Regions from separate parts of the Mus musculus genome. Here region 2 is linked to region 1. A link is a loop called in an ENCODE intact Hi-C map of the cell type or tissue named here. Cell type or tissue: left cerebral cortex. All regions are shown on one strand. Links, peaks and the distances in the headings refer to the core of each region. The heading gives the core; the rest is flanking DNA. Region 1 overlaps Rbfox3 (RNA binding protein, fox-1 homolog (C. elegans) 3). Region 2 overlaps Rbfox3 (RNA binding protein, fox-1 homolog (C. elegans) 3).

What was found. Hi-C counts contacts between places; a loop is a spot of excess contacts. Peaks named below come from ENCODE experiments on the same cell type or tissue, not always from the same donor. Only the 100,000 strongest peaks of a DNase experiment are listed, where the experiment ranks them.
Region 2: it touches region 1 in a loop (7-fold over the local background); 5 of 42 quality-filtered maps call a loop at or near these places.

Annotation. Positions count from the first base shown.
Region 1 is chr11:118,790,923-118,793,825 of GRCm38, forward strand. All of the region lies in intron 2 of Rbfox3 (RNA binding protein, fox-1 homolog (C. elegans) 3), which reads right to left. It overlaps Gm11750 (a long non-coding RNA gene), which reads left to right. Exons shown (of 3, transcript XR_001780387.2): 1 at 1-1,756; 2 at 2,227-2,283; 3 at 2,679-2,782. Among named protein-coding and RNA genes, the nearest start is that of Gm11750, 7.0 kb to the left of the region's middle. In left cerebral cortex, for the core only: no CTCF peak of the experiment used is centred there; DNase peaks (open chromatin) are centred at 698, 1,814 and 2,133; H3K4me3 peaks cover 325 bases; H3K27ac peaks cover 2,500 bases.
Region 2 is chr11:118,905,867-118,908,769 of GRCm38, forward strand. The region is part of intron 1 of Rbfox3 (RNA binding protein, fox-1 homolog (C. elegans) 3); the gene reads right to left. Among named protein-coding and RNA genes, the nearest start is that of Rbfox3, 2.3 kb to the right of the region's middle. In left cerebral cortex, for the core only: a CTCF peak has its summit at 1,626; DNase peaks (open chromatin) are centred at 431, 618, 1,451 and 2,310; H3K4me3 peaks cover 2,500 bases; H3K27ac peaks cover 2,500 bases.

The DNA.
Region 1 (2,903 bases), core at 303-2,802:
CACTAAGCTCCCTCAGGTTCCTGCCTTGGCTTCCCCACAGCGATGGGCTGTAGCCCGGAACTGTGGGGCAAAGATCCCTTCTTCTCTAAGCTGCCTTTGTCAGGATATTTTGTCACAGCCACAGGAAACAAAGCTATCGCAGATGCAGAGTGCAATGGCTGGTTGGTGTCTGTGTAAGAGATAGGAGGGATCTGGGCCTGTCACCGCACGCCTGGAACAGTGGCTTCCGTAAGCTCGGACACGCAGAGGAGGTCTTGGCTACATAGCAACGACCTGTCTCAAAATCCACTGAGGAAAAGAAGGGAGAGGTGGTCTGGGGGTTAGGCACAGGCTATTGGGTTGTGTAAGGACAATGGAGACAGACTCAGGAAGGAGGCAGCTGCAAGCCAAGGAACACACGGCTGCAGTGGGTGGAAGGGCACCCTTCCTTTAAGCCTGCAGAAGCCATCCCACCATCCCTCACTCTGCTCTTCAGAACTGCAAGACAACAATGACAGGCCACTGTTTGCAGCCACCAGCATGGTGGGACTTCTGTGCCGGCCCTGGGGTGTAATCCACCTATCTGACACATACCCTGTCTCTCTGCTCTCTAGAAGGTAAGGCCACCAGCCCTCGGCTTCCAGACAGCACACAGTGGGCGATCTATAAATAGCTGTCAGCTGGAATATGATGCCATGGTGAAGCACAGAGGCTGCTGGGAGGAGACGAGGGAGGGCCGCTTCTGAGATGAAAAGCTCGTGTGGATACAGAGAGTGGGACAGGGAACCCAGGTGTCAGGAGTGGGGTCACCAGGGATATGCCAGCAGGGGTTCACCACTTGAACAGCATAGCCTTGCTTGGAGAAACCCTTGGGTGTCATAGCCTATGAGGTGGGCTGGGTACTGGCTTCTCCTACGTAGAACCTGTGGGTACATAGCTCAGTGTTCTGCAGTGCCTAACATAGCTCCCCACAACAATGGGGCATCAGAGCCCAGATGCAGACAGTGCCTTGGTGGAGAAGAAAGATAGCTGTAAGCAATGAACGCAAGTCGATGGTATAACAGGAAATCAGACCGTGCCTGTGCACATTTCTGTGTTCCCAAAGGCAAAGGCAAACCCAAGCCACTGGCTTCTGTATTGACAGCTCACAAAGGTTCCCTTTTACCTAGACATTGGGAAATCTGCTATCTGCTTCTTTGGGGACTGTGGGCCTATGTCCACCTCTAGGTAGAGAGGGAGCAGAGACAAGTCCTTCATATTGTGATGCCATAGGACCCCCCCCCCCCATGGTACCACTACCCCTCCAGCAGCAGCTGCTGCTCCTTGCAAATAACCCCTCCTTGCTGAACCCTGAGCTCCTGGCAGAGCCTCCAATAGGGAACTTGAGAGCAGCTTTGCTGGCCTTGGATCAGAAAACCCAGGTAGGAAGACATAAGCACCAAGTACTCCAGACACGGGGTCATGCCAGGAAACCTTCCCCCCTCCCACTAAGGGGCCCAGTCACATCCTCTCTCTAAGCCACTGTGTGTCTACCACAGCAGAGTAGACAAGCAGCCAGGAAGACACAGGGGGAAATGTGAGCAGTGGCCTGGAAGAGCATGTCATGGATGGTCTCCATCCCTCATTCCAGCACAGATGCGGGCTATGATGACGATGCCCTGATCCTCTGAGCCGGGAAGTTCGGCACTGTGGTGCATGCCTGAGATCTGAAGAGGCTGAGGACTGTGCCTCAAAAACAGCATCAACCAAGAACATAGCACAGGCACGCAAGTGCCCGGTAAGCCTGGGGTGGGGTGCTGTGCCTCAGCCTACAGAGGAAGGGTGTCCCTGATAGAAAGATGGGACATCTGTCCCCATGCCTGGAGGATGGGTGACAGGCTCCCCCGCAGACATCTGCCTGTGGAGGAAGGGGCTGCAGGCTGGTTGCTGCCTGCAGACAGTAACAGGGGTGCTGGCGGGGGAGGGGGGGAGTAACTCTTTTTATAGCAAGCAAACAAACAAACTGTTTTGTTCTAAGAAGCCAAAAAACCAAAAAAGAAAGAAAGAAAGGAAGAAAACACAGGAGGATCTGCTTGTGCTGGCTACGGGAAGGGTAATAAAAACTCTCCCAGAGGCATAGTGCCAGGCAACCAGGCTTTACCCATTACCCAAGACAGCTGGGAGCAAGGCTGGCCCTGCCCTCGGCCACCAGCCTGGCTGGGCACAGCGATGCCCTGTGCACAAATGATCCTTTTCTCTTTGCCGAAGCCTGGTGAAATCAGATGGCCACGGTCCTGGACCAAGAGCTGGAGGACCTGCCAGTGGGTGAGTAGAACCCAGGGCGTGTTCGTGGCTCCAGCTCTGAGACCATTCCCACCTGCCATTGGCTTGAGAAGTGGGGTAATCATGAATTCTGGCTTGCTGGGATTAGAAGTCAAGGATAAAAACCCTGGCTTGCTTCCCCACCCCACCTCACCCCCTATTTTTCCTCTCCACCTCCTCCAGTCCTTCTGGGGTCTCAGGCCCCTCGACCCTGGCTTCCTAGGCAGCCTCCCTTGCCCTGCATGGAGCTGGCACTTTGCATTCTGTTCAGCAATCCCTTTGTTCACGGCACACAGAAACCCAGCCTGCTAGTCAGAGCGGAGCTCCATCCCATAATAAACAGCATGAACTATTTATAACCCTGAAAACATCTTTATTATTATTTTTCTTCCCTCCAGAAACAATCTCACACAATCCTGTTAAGCACACACCACCAAGGAATGGCGGGCCTCGGGACGGGGCTGCTTCCCCCCGGCCCTGCCCAGCCGAGCAGATGGCGGCGTGGGCGGTAGGTACCAGCCTCCTGGCAATCCGAACATCTGTTCCCGTTAGAAAATGCTAATTGCCATCAATCAGGACAGCACCTACCCACATTTACATGCAAGCGCACATGCAAAAAAAAA
Region 2 (2,903 bases), core at 126-2,625, 110 kb after region 1:
CGGGGAGAGGCGGGCTCCCCAGCAGAAACAGCTCCACGGAAGGGGGAAACTTTCTAGATGGTTTCTCCCCCTCACTTGTTCAAAAATAAAAAATTCCTCACCGCACGCACGTCAGCTGCGTGCCAGGCTCCATTTGTCTTTATAACAGAGTATCAGGCAGGAGTGAAGGAGATAAATAAACAGAGAGAGACAACCGACCGAACCTCACGAGCTCCGGACTGACTGGGGGGAGGTGAGCCTCGTGCCGCAGTCACTAAGAAATAACATTTCAATCTTGACCCATGGACAGATTCACCTCTCCTCACTGCCCCAGATGATCCCCGCCACCCCCCCCCCCTCGAATTGGCACTTCTGGATATGACAGATGTTCTAGTGGTCCAAGCCTTCCTGTTTAACCCCCACAGTCCATCCAGGTCCAAAAGATGTTCTGCACTGTGGGGGAGGGGTGGGCAAAACAACCAGACTCTTGCCCTGAGGAGCAGGGCCCCTCTAGCTTCTACACAGCAAGGGAGCAGGCAGGTACCAGGATGCCAGCTAGAAGGGCGCACAATGGAGACCAGACCCTGTTGAGCCAGCTCAGCTAAGACCAGGCACTACGAATTGCATCTTCTCTGCCAGCCTAGTCCATCTCCACACACCAAATAGCCCTTCCATCTCTCTTGCGTGGCTGCCACAAGACCACACACTGGGGAATGATGCCCAAGAGACCTCCTTACTGTAATTACCTCTGCTCTGGCCTGGACCTCCCTGACCCTGTTGGCATGGGGACTCCTCCTGTACCTTCCAAGCAGGATGAAGACTAATAAGCCCCGGATCTCAGTGTCCACAGGACACAAGACAGGCAGAGGTGGCAGAAGAGTGAAACGCTGCAGCTCGGCCCTAGCCCTGTCCTTGGTGCTGCCGCCCTCTGTGCGGCTGCGTGGCAGGTCAGCCTTTGCTCCTGACCAGCGTCTGTCTGGTCCCTGCTGAAGGGCAGTAAATTCACCCAGGCCTGCTGCGGCTCTGCCTGAGGTCGTGGAGCCTTTGCAGCGAAGGTGAAGGCACAGCATTGCTAGAGGCCCGATCTATAGGGACTTTCCTAGACTCTGGGCTCTTCCTATAGACCCAAGACTATCTGGTTGTTTGGGCCTCCGAGAAGGATGGTACAGAGTAATTGTCAGGGTTCTCTTTCATTAGTGAGAGTGGGAGGGCGGGCAGACAGTTGGAAACGTTGATCTATACCAGAAATCCTCAGGGCTTGGGGCAAACAGCCTGTATGACCTGGCCAACCCTCCCCTGGCACTCAGCTGCCTCCCTAGGAGCATCTAATGGGGTCTGATGCGCCCCGCTTCAGCTCTGCCTCACCTCCCTAGCCTCCTATGGGTTCCCCCATCTTCCCCTCTACAGCCCAGTGTTCCCAGAGCTCCAAGCCCAGCCGGGAAAGTAGGGGTTAAGCGCTGCTTCCCCGAGTGTGCAGTGCGCTTAGCTCCCACGCAGGGAGGCCTCTGGTCCCCGGGGAGGGCGGAGGCGGCAGCTCGATCCTCCCTCTGGGCCCAGGGGAGCTCCTCGCCCGCGGGGGACGAGGGGCTGGCTCTGAGAAGGCGCCCCCTGCCCCACATGCCCACCCTACAGCGGCCCTGACCACCTCGCCAGCGCCTCTCTTCCACCAGCAGGCGCCTTCTCTACAACTTTCTCCCTTCCCAGTAGTCGCTCACCTGGAGGGTCTGGTTTTAATTAGTGTAATATCCCCGTTACCAGCGCAGCCTGATTAAGACATCCGCCCTGATCCGCGATGCGCACTTAATGAGCTCAGTCTGCCATAATGTTTGTACTTTTTTTTTTCATTATTTTTTGCAGACCAGTAAAACCAAAGCTGATTTCTGCTGAAAGACCTCATTACCCGAGACCCTACTCCATTAGCCCCGTACCTGCTCTGGACCCTAGACTCCCCGATGCGCTCCCGAGGCGTCCCCAGCTTAGCCGGCGTTTGTGACAGAAAATTAACGACCCTGCGCGCACCAGAAGGCACTTCACCTCCAGCCGGAGGAGGAAGGGACTTGCCCAGAAGAAGAAAGGATCCCTCAGTCCCTGTCCATAGCTCCCACTGTGGGTGTCTCGCACATCGAGAGACTACTGGCGCCACCGGCGTCCTTTTTAAAAGTGACCATTAAATAATTAGAGTGCGTCTGAAAAGCAGAATCCAAAAGGGGGAGCGGGGATGTGGCTCGGCCATCCTGGACCCTCCTCACCTCGCAGCCCACACACACTAGCCGACGTCAGTGAGCTTCGTGAACAGCCAACCAACCCCCAATCTCATGCAAGACCCAAGATCCTGGGTCTGTTCCAGCTGTCTAATAGGGTCTCAATGCCCCCCCCCCGTGCTGGTCGCGTCTTGCTCCGGGTACAGACTGGGTGCGGGACCTGGGTGGCCAGGACACTGAAGGGCTGCATGCCAATGGATAGGGGCGAAGCTTCATCAGGGAGCTCCCAGAGGACCGCCGGCCTGAAGCCACCCCCTGACACCTTTCTCCTGAAGAAGACAGCCCCAGGAGAATCCCACCACCTCCCGGGGCCACAAGTCAGAAAGTTTGGGCTAGGGTTGTGCAGGCCACCTTAGCAAAGCTTTCCCAGCCGGGCTGTCCCAGCCCTGTAGCTGTGCCAAAGCGAGCAGTAACCTCCGATCCTTGCTCACGCCTCTGGGAAGACTCGGCCCCGAGCGCCCCCCAGCTCGCGGACTAGAGAGCCCTGTGCGCCACCCGCGCCTGTTCCACGCGTGCCGCTATGCTGAGGGCTCTGGTCCTCCCGAGAGAGCCGAGGAGGACCTCAGTCCTCCCACAACTCCTTGAGGTCATCAGTCAGTCCCCTCGGCCGGCTCTCCTCCTCCTGGACCCCAGCAGCCCTCCCGAGCCTGAGGATGGCGAGAG